Regions from separate parts of the Homo sapiens genome. Here all the other regions are linked to region 2. A link is a contact called in ENCODE Hi-C or POLR2A ChIA-PET data. All regions are on one chromosome and are shown on one strand. The core of a region is the stretch at or near the end of the contact, and the rest is flanking DNA. Distances in the headings are between cores, read along the strand shown.

Evidence for each region. Hi-C counts contacts between places; a loop is a spot of excess contacts on that map. ChIA-PET counts read pairs that join two places held with the same protein, here RNA polymerase II (POLR2A). Pooled maps may share reads with other maps.
Region 1: a map with no recorded cell type shows a loop between it and region 2 (8-fold over the local background). The contact joins the promoter of CYS1 here to the promoter of ADAM17 in region 2. A Hi-C loop is called at or near these places in 9 of 37 single-sample maps with no recorded cell type and 6 of 50 pooled maps. POLR2A ChIA-PET finds 5 or more read pairs at or near these places in 2 of 52 experiments (GM12878 and T-cell).
Region 3: a map of CD8-positive, alpha-beta T cell shows a loop between it and region 2 (4-fold over the local background). The contact joins the promoter of HPCAL1 here to the promoter of ADAM17 in region 2. A Hi-C loop is called at or near these places in 1 of 168 maps with a recorded cell type or tissue (CD8-positive, alpha-beta T cell), 3 of 37 single-sample maps with no recorded cell type and 10 of 50 pooled maps.
Region 4: a map of ascending aorta shows a loop between it and region 2 (6-fold over the local background). The contact joins the enhancer-like site here to the promoter of ADAM17 in region 2. A Hi-C loop is called at or near these places in 1 of 168 maps with a recorded cell type or tissue (ascending aorta), 1 of 37 single-sample maps with no recorded cell type and 7 of 50 pooled maps. POLR2A ChIA-PET finds 5 or more read pairs at or near these places in 1 of 52 experiments (activated T-cell).

Annotation. Positions count from the first base shown.
Region 1 is chr2:10,079,156-10,081,855 of GRCh38, forward strand. CYS1 (cystin 1) reads right to left here and starts at 1,256. Exons shown (of 3, transcript NM_001037160.3): 1 at 751-1,256. The coding sequence starts at 1,068. RefSeq lists silencers at 391-730, 801-1,040, 1,101-1,160, 1,331-1,570.
Region 2 is chr2:9,554,397-9,557,096 of GRCh38, forward strand. ADAM17 (ADAM metallopeptidase domain 17) reads right to left here and starts at 1,434. Exons shown (of 19, transcript NM_003183.6): 1 at 1,113-1,434. The coding sequence starts at 1,209. RefSeq lists silencers at 444-738, 1,353-1,642, 1,873-2,092, 2,064-2,358.
Region 3 is chr2:10,301,529-10,304,228 of GRCh38, forward strand. HPCAL1 (hippocalcin like 1) reads left to right here and starts at 1,376. Exons shown (of 5, transcript NM_002149.4): 1 at 1,376-1,649. LOC101929691 (a long non-coding RNA gene) reads right to left here and starts at 1,189. Exons shown (of 4, transcript XR_922791.3): 1 at 50-1,189. RefSeq lists silencers at 911-1,690, 1,575-1,772, 2,091-2,270 and an enhancer at 1,951-2,010.
Region 4 is chr2:10,404,335-10,407,034 of GRCh38, forward strand. All of the region lies in intron 2 of HPCAL1 (hippocalcin like 1), which reads left to right. Among named protein-coding and RNA genes, the nearest start is that of SNORA80B, 41 kb to the right of the region's middle. Within about 2 kb of position 1,262, at least 22 of the 41 ENCODE cell types and tissues checked have a DNase peak (open chromatin) inside an H3K27ac peak, as active enhancers do; they include ascending aorta, where a contact is called at or near this core.

The sequences.
Region 1 (2,700 bases), core at 6-2,505, 520 kb after region 2:
GTCCCTCTCCCCCACCCTCCCTGGGGCCTTTTCAGGATTCCTTGGTGCGGTAGCCACCCAGGAAGGCATCTTCCTCGGCTCCCAGCGGCTGCTAAGCAAAGCCTCCCGGGCCTCAGGGAGGAGGACGAGGCCCTTGGCATCCTCCCCGAGCCCGGGAGCGGATGTTAAAGATCTTGTTCATTCAGCTCTGCTGGAGCGAAGACGGTTGCCAAACCAGAGTGCTTGTTTTATTGTTTTTTTAGAACAGCAGGACTGTTATTACGAGTATTCAGGGAGAGAGAATAGGAAGCGCAAAAGAGATTCCGCAGCATCCTAAAAATATCAGTAACATGAGAATTGCCTGCCCAGCAAGGCAAGGATCTGGACCGGTGGGCGCGGCAGGGCGCTTCTGAGCCACCGTCTGGCTGCCGTGCCACCACCGCCGGCGCCCCGCTCCAGGGCGGCCCGGGAAGGCCAGGCGGGGCCGCGGGCCCGAGGGGAGCCGGGAGCCCGGCGCGCTCCGCCTAGGGGTGTCCTTCCTCGGCCGCTCCCAGCGCGATCGCCCCCACGCCTGGACACAGACCCGGAGACGGGGCAGAGAGGGAGGAAACCTGGGGGCCCAGGGGCGGGGAGGCCGGGGCAGCGGGGAGCACGCAAGTCGGAGGCTGGAAGGGGGCGCAGCGCGACCGGCGCCCAGGGCTGGGGCGGGGACGCGCGGCCGGTGAGTGGGGTCCCCGCCGTCCCCCGAGGCCCTGCGGCTCCCACACTCACCGCGCTCCCCGCGACCGCGGTGGGTCGGAGCCGGGCTGGGCGGCGCGGGGCGGGCTCCGGGGGGCCCCAGGCCGCCGACTCGGCCAGCAGCTCGTCCAGCAGGCGCAGCGTCTCGTCCCTGCCGTCGGGGGGCGCCACGGGGCTGGGGTCGCGGCCGGGCGCCTCCTCCGCGGCTGCCCCCGGGACCTCGGCCGCCGCCACCGGCACCCGCCGGCGGGTCCCGCCCTCCAGGGCTGCCGCTCCGGGCCCCGCGGGGAGGCTCTCGGGGCTGCGCCGCCGCCTCAGAGTCCGGCTGCTCCGGCTGCTGCCGCTGCCCATGGCGCGCCCGCCGCCTCCCGGACCGCCGAGGGGGCCCCCATGAGGGGGCGCGGCCGGGGGCGGGGACGCTAGGGGGTGCGGCCGGGGCGGGCTGCAGGGGGAGGCGCGGGGCGAGGTCCGGGAAGCGACCGCGGCCAGGGGCTAGGGTTCCCGGGCGGGGGTCGCGGCCGGAGGACGGGGGTGCGAGCCGGAGCCTGGGGAGGGGCGGGCGAGGCAGGGCTGCATAGGCGTCCCGAGGGGGCGCACACCGGCCCTAGGGAGGGGCGGGCCCGAGACCCCGGCGAGGAGCACCGGGTGCGGGCGCGGCCTCCCCTCCCGGGTCTCCCCCTACAGTCCCCCCACTCCCGCCCACGGGTCCCCTCGCTCCCCGCCGTCGGGTCAGCCCTGTCCCGGCCTTCTGGAATTGCTGAACCCTGCGGGGGGCCCGGCTGAGTTTGTTCATTTATGGAAACGCTCCCCAGACGACGCTCGCCGGGCCCGTGGGAGGCCGCGGGAGCTTGGGGGGACTTCCCAAAGCCTGAGCCCCCTAGCGATGCGCGGGGTGGGCGGGGGAAAGACCCTGAGGGCTGCGCGCGCTGCGTTCGCGAGGTCCGGCCGTCAGTGCGCCCCGACCTTTCAGTGTCCGCCAGGCCTGAGACGCCCCGGGAGGGAAGGGGCGATCCTCCGGGCACCAACAGCCCCCTCCGGCCTTCTCCTTCCCTCTGTTGCCCCAGCGGAGACTGGATGTGTGAAGGTTGAGCCTCATCAAAACCTCCAAATAGTCACTACTTTTGGGAAAGAAAAACTTTGAAAATGAAGGAGAAAGGCAAAGCAACCCCCACCTCGCCCTCCCCCCGCCACAGGAAAGAAGCAAAAGGAAATACCTAGGTGGTGGTCATAAGTCTAGCTTTTGGTCTCGGATTTTTTTTTTTTTTCCCTTAACCGCTTTTCTTTTTAAGTGAACTAACCACAACCCAGACTAGAAAACACTCCAAAGCTGCCGAATTCAAACCCAGCGAGCCTTCCTGTTGGTTGGTTCTGTGTTTTACTTAAATGTGATTACTTCCTTCCCTTGCCCACCTCCTGCAACTTTAAATTCCAGCCTTTCCAAGACAGGGCAATTCAAAAGTCCTGGGTTTAACTCACCTATCTTGACTTGACATTAACTTTTATCCTGATTGATTGGATTCCAGAATAATTGTGAAAATGGAATTTCGGCTAAACTTTCCCAACCACAGACTTGAAATTCTACTATTTTATCACTTCAGGAGTAGACATTAAAAAACATATGCCTAAGAAAATGGAATAAAAATGGGACTCAGATTCACATCCATTTATTTTTATTATTAAGAGAGAACAAGAGGCCGGGCGCGGTGGCTCACGCCCGTAATCCCAGCACTTTGGGAAGCCGAGGCAGGTGGATCACGAGGTCAAGAGACCGAGACCATCCTGGCTAACACGGTGAAACACCGTCTCTACTAAAAATACAAAAAATTAGCCGGGCGTGGTGGCGGGCGCCTGTAGTCCCAGCTACTCAGGAGACTGAGGCAGGAGAATGGCGTGAACCCGGGAGGTGGAGGTTGCAGTGAGCCGAGATCGCGCCACTGCACTCCAGCCTGGGCGACAGAGTGAGGCTCGTCTCAAAAAAAAAAA
Region 2 (2,700 bases), core at 184-2,683:
GCCTTTCATTAGTCACTTGTAATCCATTTCAATCGGAAAGAATCATAAGACAGCTGTTCAAGTGATAACACTCTCAACACCTTTAGTATCCATACCAATCCATTACAATTTCTGTCCACTAAATATAAAGAAAAAAAATACTACACATGGTATCATGGTGAAATTTGGGAACCAGTACAACCATGCAAGCCTACAATTTCACACACTGGGAAAACATTATTTCACACTTTATTACTAATTAAAGTATCTTACACGTCAATTTTTGAAAGATAAAAGGATTTTAAAATACACTAAAAGTTCACGCAAACTTACTTCCACCAAAGTTCAGATCCCTTAATGCATCTCCATCCTTAAAATCCAATCTCTCTGGAAAATCTAATGAAATAGGAACCCTCTACTTTCTAGCCTCTAAATTCATCAAACTCGTCACTCTTGATAATTTCTTTGTTTAAAAGTGCAAGGAAAGCATTCATAGTGGCAGCATCACGAGTTGGCTTACCAGGTTTCCGCCTCCCCCCATCTCCCAAGCACCTCCAATAAGCTACAATTGAAATAACCAAGAACGTGCTTAGGATGTTCGCAAAAACACAACTCTTAAGACTCCAACTCCAGTCTCCGCCTCCCAACGAGATTACTGCATAAGTACCTCCTACAGCAGAAATTCTAGTTCCCTCCTTCGAGGACCAGGAAGAATTCTGGAGCTTTGGGCCCTTCCTTTCTGGCTCTGGTAGGAACACACAACACTAGATTTGTTCCCTACTAAGGCAAGAACCCTGACCACATCTCCCTCTCCAAACAAGATCCAGCCACCCTACTCCTTACCGCTTTCCCAACACCCTCCCCGAACACAAAGCTAGGGAGCAAACCCCTCTCAGGCGCTCAGTCACTACATGGAGCCCGTCCAGTAGCCCTTTCCCACTCAGAGACAGGCCCATCTCCTTTATTCTTTCCCCAAACTCCGAGAGCCACACCCCCTTCTACACTGAAAACTTAGGGACGCGCCACCATCGCCAATACCCCGCCCCCAAACACCTGATAGACCCAGCTCCCCTGCTCTTCCCTCAAACGAGCGCTCCAGGCGCCGGCCTAAGCCAACTCCCCTGGGTCTTTACCGAGTCTCTGGTGGGGGCCGAAGCCCGGGTCATCCGGAGGTCGCGGCGCCAGCACGAAAGGAACCACGCTGGTCAGGAATAGGAGAGACTGCCTCATGTTCCCGGCCCCGCTACCGACTCCACCTCTCTGGGCAGCCTTCGCCTGACGGGGTTTCGGAAAACTGCTCACATCGGGGGAGGACGGGATCCGCCCGGCCTAGCCCCTCAATCCTCTTTTCCCTCCCGCGCCGCCTACTGGGAAGATTCTACCGCCAGGCTCGACGCCCCCAGAAGTGCAGGTGGCGTTACCAAAGGCCGGCTCAGCCAGCTTCCGGCCGCCGCTGTCCCCCGCACCACCCACAGCCGGAAGCCGGCTGCCGCGCGGCATCCCGGGAGGCTCCGCTTGCCCCGCCCCACGCCGGTGCGCCGCGGGCCTCTGGTCCGCTGCCGTGTTCGGCCCCGCCCGTCACGTCTAGCTGGGGCTCGCCCGGCGCCTTCCTGGACGCAGACGTATGAGTCCCAACTCCACCCAGTCCGGCCTGGCCTCTGTCCCCGGGTGACCGCGGAATGGGGGGGCGGGAGCTAGCGAGCAGGCCCTCAAGCGCGTCTGGCCGCCTCCTTTGTCTTGATGCCCACGTCTGGTTAGGACCCCTGCTGTCCATTTTATTAAAGGAGCTGTAGAAAGCGGCCTGGGGCCCAGCGACCTGCCCAGGGCGGACGAGGAGGCGCGACTGGCCCGATGCCGCAGGCTCTCTGCCCAGTGTGCTCAGGTGGGAGGGCGGGGACATGAATCGAGCCACAGAGTGCCCTGGGCACGGACCCCCCGCCCCCCCCGGCCCCGGGCCCCGAGCCCCGAGCCCCGAGCCCGGCCACCGAAGCCCGTGCCACTCGCCAGCTCCTGCGAGACGAGCCTTTCGAGCGCAGCTCAGGCATTTGGTTCAGGGTCCTACTGCCGGAGTCGTCTGAGGCCTCCATCCGTCTGTCGTCACGAAAAAGGTTTTGGGGGGACTAATAAGCACTTCCTGAATGCACATTTGCTCCACGCCCCTGCTGTAGGGAGAGGGTCTGCAGACACTTCAACAAATAGAATCCTAGGACCTTACCTGTGAGTACAAGAGCTGGAATCTTCCCACCAACTTCTTAAAATTCAATCCTATACTTGGTCCATTTAGCTTAGACTGGAAATTTCCCAAGGCAGTTTGTTTTGCAATCTTTTGCATGATTTTAGCTCTGTATAGTTTAGTGAATGTTTATGGTACTGAATAAAACAGTCTAAAAACGTTGGGTACATGTTGCTGTTTTATTTAGTTCAACCAAAGTTTATAAAAGTAGGACATAATACGTTTTCCACTTAAGAGTGAGACAGCCTTTATTATGAAACGGTAAATTGTTAGGAATACTAGTCCTATTCAAGTTTCAAGGCTTATTCCTAATAAAATACTCAAACTGTGGTTAAAATTTATGTTAATGGTGGTTTGCCGCAGTAAAATATCAGCGTCTTTTTCAACAATACATTGTTGGCTAAAATTAACCGGACCTGGTCTGTACATCTGAAGTATAAAATATCTTTATTAAACATACCCATTAGTGGCATACCTAGTCAAAAAGT
Region 3 (2,700 bases), core at 126-2,625, 750 kb after region 2:
CGTGTGCTTCCCCAGGCCTGGCTCCTGGACCCCACCGACGGCTTCTCACCTGTAACCCCACCAGCCTTCTACCTGGATACTTCACGGGGAGCTAGAGTGGCCTTGGCTAAGAAGGAGGCATGGCACCCGCGGGTACCGGGCCGCCTTCATCAGTCGGTGCACTCTGGTCCACCGCCCACATGCCTTCATGTAATCTTCACTGTAGGGCCCACAGGGAGGGGAACTTCCTCGAGGTCTAGCTTTGCCTTTCCGCCTTCAGAGCCAAGTAAGAATGAGGGGTCTGGGCTCGGCCCACCTTCCCTGCAAGGCCCTGTGCCCGCTCCCCTCAAAGCTGGTCTTGCATGTTGCTCTGGCGGCCTCTGTAGCAGGAGTTCACTCTGTTTTCCGTGGAGGAGGAGTGGAAGGAGGGATTCAAGCTCTCCCCTAGAGACGCTAGAAAGACAGTTTTGTCTCAGCCTCATACGATCGCCCAGCTCCACATTTCTGGCTGTTTCTGTGGTTACCTTTCTTCGGGGATGTTTGGGGCGGGAGGTGGGTGTGTGTGTATATTTGCTCTTCTGAAGCCGTTTTTCCGGAGCTCCTGGTGGGGGTGGGGGTGCTCTGTCCCTGGTTCCTCTCGAGGCAGGTGCAGGGGATGGAGGATGCCCCCCTCCCCGAGAGCCAGGAGGCGCCGACCCTGGGCAGGAGGTGCCAGACCGGCGCCTCTCCCGCGTGGAGCTCGAAGACCACAGATGCCTGGAAGGGAGGAGCACCTTCCGTGGTTAGGTGGGGAAACCGAGGCAGAGGCGGCCCAATGGACTCGCCTAAACGGCCTGGGGAGTCACTGCAGGTAACCAGAGCTGGAGCCAGGCTTCCCACTCCAGGCCCGGGGCTCTCCCCCGAACAGGCGTGGGAAGGGGTGCGAGCTGCACGCGGGGCTGGGGCTGGGGGTGCGGGGCTGGGGCAACTCGGCTCTTCCCCTTCCTAGGCCGCCCGGGCCACTTCCTGCGGCGTGGGGGCGGGGGGCGCGGGCGCAGGGCTGGCCCCTCCCGGGCGCCGCCTCTCGGCCTCTTCTATACCAGCAGGCCAGAGGCCAAGGGTTAGGGGAACAGAACCGGTGCCCGGCTCCGCCCCTGTCCCGAAAGCCACTGGGGGCTGGGACCCGGCAGGGCCAGGTTTGGGCCGCGAGGGCCGAGGAGCAGCGAGGTGCAGGGGCTGCGAGGGCCGAGCCGGGCGCTGAGGGTCCGGCAGGGGGCGTGGAGGGGGCGGGGCCCGGAGGGGGCGGGGCCGTAGGAAACTTGAGCGCCCGCCTCTGGCCGCGCGCCCCGCCCCGGCCCCCGCCTCCGGGTCCCGCCTCCAGGTCCCGCCTTCGCGTCCCTTCCTTCCCGGAGCTGGCAGGCGGGCCGCGGCGGCGGCGGGCAGCGGACGGGCGGACTGACGGGCGCCTCCACCTTGCTCCCTCCCTGGCTGCCGGCTTCCTTTTGTCTTTCTGGGCGGCGATGAGCGCAGGGCCGGCGCAGCAGCTGCGGGCGCACGGAGGCCCGCGCTGCTAGTCACTCCTCCCGGCCTCGGCGCGCTTGTCCCGGGCAGCGGCCCGGGCCCGCTGCAGCCGCCGCCGGCGCCGAACTTGGGCTCGGGAAGCCGGCGGACCGCGTCCTGCGCCGGAGCAGGTAGGGAAGGGGCGGGCTGCGGTCTGCTGGCTGCTGAAGTGTGCCCCGGGCGTGTGCACCCGGCGTGTGCACCGGCGAGCGCTGCGATCCGGCTCTTTGCGTGTGTGTTGTGCGCGCGTGTGTGTGTCCGGGAGTGCCCGCGTTTCTCTGCGCGGTGGAGTTGTGGGTGACTGCGGACGGTGGTGTGTCTTTCGAATGGCGTGTACTCGTGGGCATCCATGTGTGCCTTAGGTGTGCACATTTTGGACTGCGTTTGTGGAATTGTGTGTCGGGGCGCAGTTGCTGGTGGGGAGCGGTGCCTGGCGGGTGTCGTGTGTGAGCAGCTGTGCGCAGAGCGGGGTGGCGGGGTGGGTGTGGGTGGTCCAGCCCCACGCCCAGAGCCCCCTGTCCCTGCTGGTCGGCGCAGTGCGTAGCTTAGGAGCCTCGAGGACAGCTGGGACCCGACGGGCAAGGGCGGGCCTCGCGGGCAGGCTGGGCAGCCCTCAGGGAACAGGTCCGTGCGGCCCACGTGGGTCGCCTGTGAGCTTCTGCCAAGGGTGGGGGCCCACGCGGAGGCGATCCGCTCGTTCCTCCCAGGGCCATGGGGCGACGAGGAGAGCCCTGGCCTCCCCGCGACCCGCACTGCGACCTGGGCCAGACGCGCCACCTTCCCCGGTCGCGGTTTGCTTCTCTTTAAAATGAGGACAGCTCCTCCCTTGGGGGCTGTGGTGACAGGTGAAATGAGAACGCACTGAAGACAGCTCTTGGTCCAAAGCCCCGCACACAGTAGGTACTGTGTTAATTGGATTAGCGTCTCCTGTTTAAAATCCTTTTTTTTTCCCCTTTATCGTGGGTGGGGCCTTACATTTTCCCCGGGCGTGTTTTGTGCCTCTCCCTGGCCCTAACTTAACCGCGAAGCACTGAGATTCGAGAAAGTTTAGCTGCCAGCTGCGCTGCCTCCTGCAGCACCTCCCGGGCGGCGCCGCCTCCGCGAGTGCCCGAGAGCGCCGCGCTGGGCGCCGGCCCTGCCCCAGCCCCCAGGCTCCCGCGCAAGCGTGGGGGTCCCTCTCCT
Region 4 (2,700 bases), core at 12-2,511, 850 kb after region 2:
CCTGGAATGCCCCTCACCCCGTCTTTGCTGGGTGAGTGTTTCCCCAGCCCCGCTGAGCTCAGGTATCAGCCCCAGCGCTCTGGGTAAGTCTGGGACCATCTCCTACATTGTCTGCAAAATCCTGCAGAAAGCCTGGCCTGTGCTGGTCAGCAGGATGCTGCGTTTCCTTTTAAACAGACCCAAAGCAGTCAGCAGCCACAGACTCCCCAGAGACGGAGATGAGAGGAGGGACCTCATGCCCTGAGGCAGCCCCAGCCTCACTCCCATGCCCTGCAGGCGCTGAGCAGCCCCCAGATCCCGGGCTCCTTTGCTGCCCCAGGGTCGGGCAGTTCTTGCATCTTGGACCGAGTGGGCTCTGCCCTGCTGTGGCATGACTGGGCTTCTTCTGTCCTTTTTCTTTATTTTCTCTTTGAAGAACAGGAGTTGGAATTTCACTCACCCTGCCCCAGCTGGATGTGTCTAGGCCACCGTGGTCCCAGGCTCTCTGCCCAGCTGGGCCTCAGGACCAGGTTTTAATGCCGCTGCTTGGGTGTGCCGAGCGAGAAGGGCTCGCCAGGCAGTGCAGAGATTCCACCGAGCCCAGGCCGCAGCCCCCACCTCCCGCCGGGCTGTGCTCAGTGTCAGGAATCGGCTCCCAAGATGGCCGCCTTTCTTGTAAAGCTGTGCCAATACCCCAGGCATCTGACTGGTGCTTTCCAGCTGGCACTCCTTTTACAGATTCCATTTCCCTTTATCCTCACAACTGCTCAGTAGAACCTGCAGGCAGGGACCCTTATTCCCATTTTACAGTCAAGGAAAATAAGGCCCAGAGAAGTTGAGACAGCCAGGACCATATGGCTGGAGACGGGGCAGGCTGGGCAGAGCCCCCAGCAGGGCCCCTGGGTCTGCGGGCTGCTCCCAGCAGCACCCCTCATATACACACCCTCATCCTGACTGCAGGCCCCTGAAGCTGGCATTCTGGTTCAATTTTACAGAGGAGCAAACAGGCTGGGTCTGGAGCGTTGACACTGGCAACTCTAGCCCAGCCTTGCCTGACTCCAGGGCATGGCTCCAAGACCCTGGAAGAGCTGCCTGTCCCTCCATGGCCCCTCCAGGGCGTGCTGGGTGCTGGCAGGGCAGGCTGAGGCACTCGACAGCAGAGTTGGCCCCGTAGTCTCAGTTTTGCTCCCGCTAGGGTGAAACACGGTTCCCTGGGGAAGGGCTGTTGCTCACCTCTTGGCCTGGAACATCAGGGTGGAATTTGCAGACGGAATTCTGCCATCTGACGCGTAGATCTTCCCCCCAGGCATGGGTCAGTGCTTGAGTCATTCTGCAGCTGGCACAAAGAGCCAGGAAGAATGCGCTCCAAGATGCCTGGGAGCTGGCATGCCAAATCACCAGGCGTCATCAGCACAGCCAAGCCAGGGTGGGGGCCTCGGGCAGGAGCAGCGCCCTGCCAGCTCTGGCTGACTGCACGAGGGGCCACATCTAGAGGGACTGATGAAGGGGCGTCTAAAGCCTCAGTATCTCCAGCCTGCTGTGCCCTCTTACATTTTCTCCCAAAGAGCAGTCAGCTTGCAGTATGCGCCAAGTCCCCGCAAATGGGACGTTGGGTGATTCACATGGTTGTTTCAGCTTTTGAGTTTTTGTTGTGTGATTGAATAGTAATAGAATTATTCTTGGTGTTCTATGGAGCATTACCGGGTAGTGGGGAGGTGGGCACACTGAGCCTCTACTGTTTCTCCCCTTCACCCCTCCTTGCTGTCATCAACATGCGTTCTCCTACAGTCATGCTCCGCGCTAATTCCTTTAGTCATTCCTTCCAGCATTACTGAAACTGGAAGAGTCTTTTGTGGCATGTGGGGATTCCTCGTCGTGCAGGGCTTGAGTGCCACAGGACCCAGTGCTCGCTGTCCCCATGCCCTGGCACACACTGTTCCCTTTGTCCCAGCTGGAGAACTCCTGGAACCTTTAAGCCCTGGCTCAGCCCTCAGCTCTGTCCCATCCCAGCTGACCTCTGTGCTCTGCGCCCGAGCTCCTGAGCCCACGTAAGTCTCTTCATGCCCATCACTGCTGTTTCATGGGCGTGTGTGGGGGGTCACTTCAAGGAGCCCCAGGAAGGGTCTGTGTCTTGTCCATCCACGTGTGACTACACCCAGCATGGAACAGGACTCGGGAACCACTGAGGTGTGGGTGAAGGAACCAGTCCAGAGACTCCACTCTCACTTCAGCCTGATGTTTCTGGGGTCTGTCACTGAAAACCCCAACTTCGCCTTCAAAGCGAGATCCTGGGTGGGGGCAGAGGAAGTCCCAGGCTCTGTGGCCAGGACTCCACACCCAGATTTCCACCGGGCTCGCTCTAGCCTGGCCCTGGCACGGGTGCTGCGTGGCTCTGCTCCCCGCCTGGCATCCGGCACCCTTCACCTCTGTAGAAACACGGAACTGTCACAGGGACAGACGTACATGGGTCGGGGGTTGCTTTCAGAAAGTCTATGGTCTCATTTTGGTCCTGCCTTTGAGCTTCCTTTTCCTGCTGGGTTAGGGTTCCGGACGGAAGGGGAGCATTCTCTTGGGCGTTTCCCTTTTCCTGTCTCCCTGTTCTCTCCCCAGAGGCTCATGTATGTCCGTTTCACTCACCTCCCTTTCTCTGCTTGGGAGGCAGCTCAAAGAGCTCCTCTCCAAAGACTCAAGCTGGAGTGATGTTCGCTCTATGATGACGCC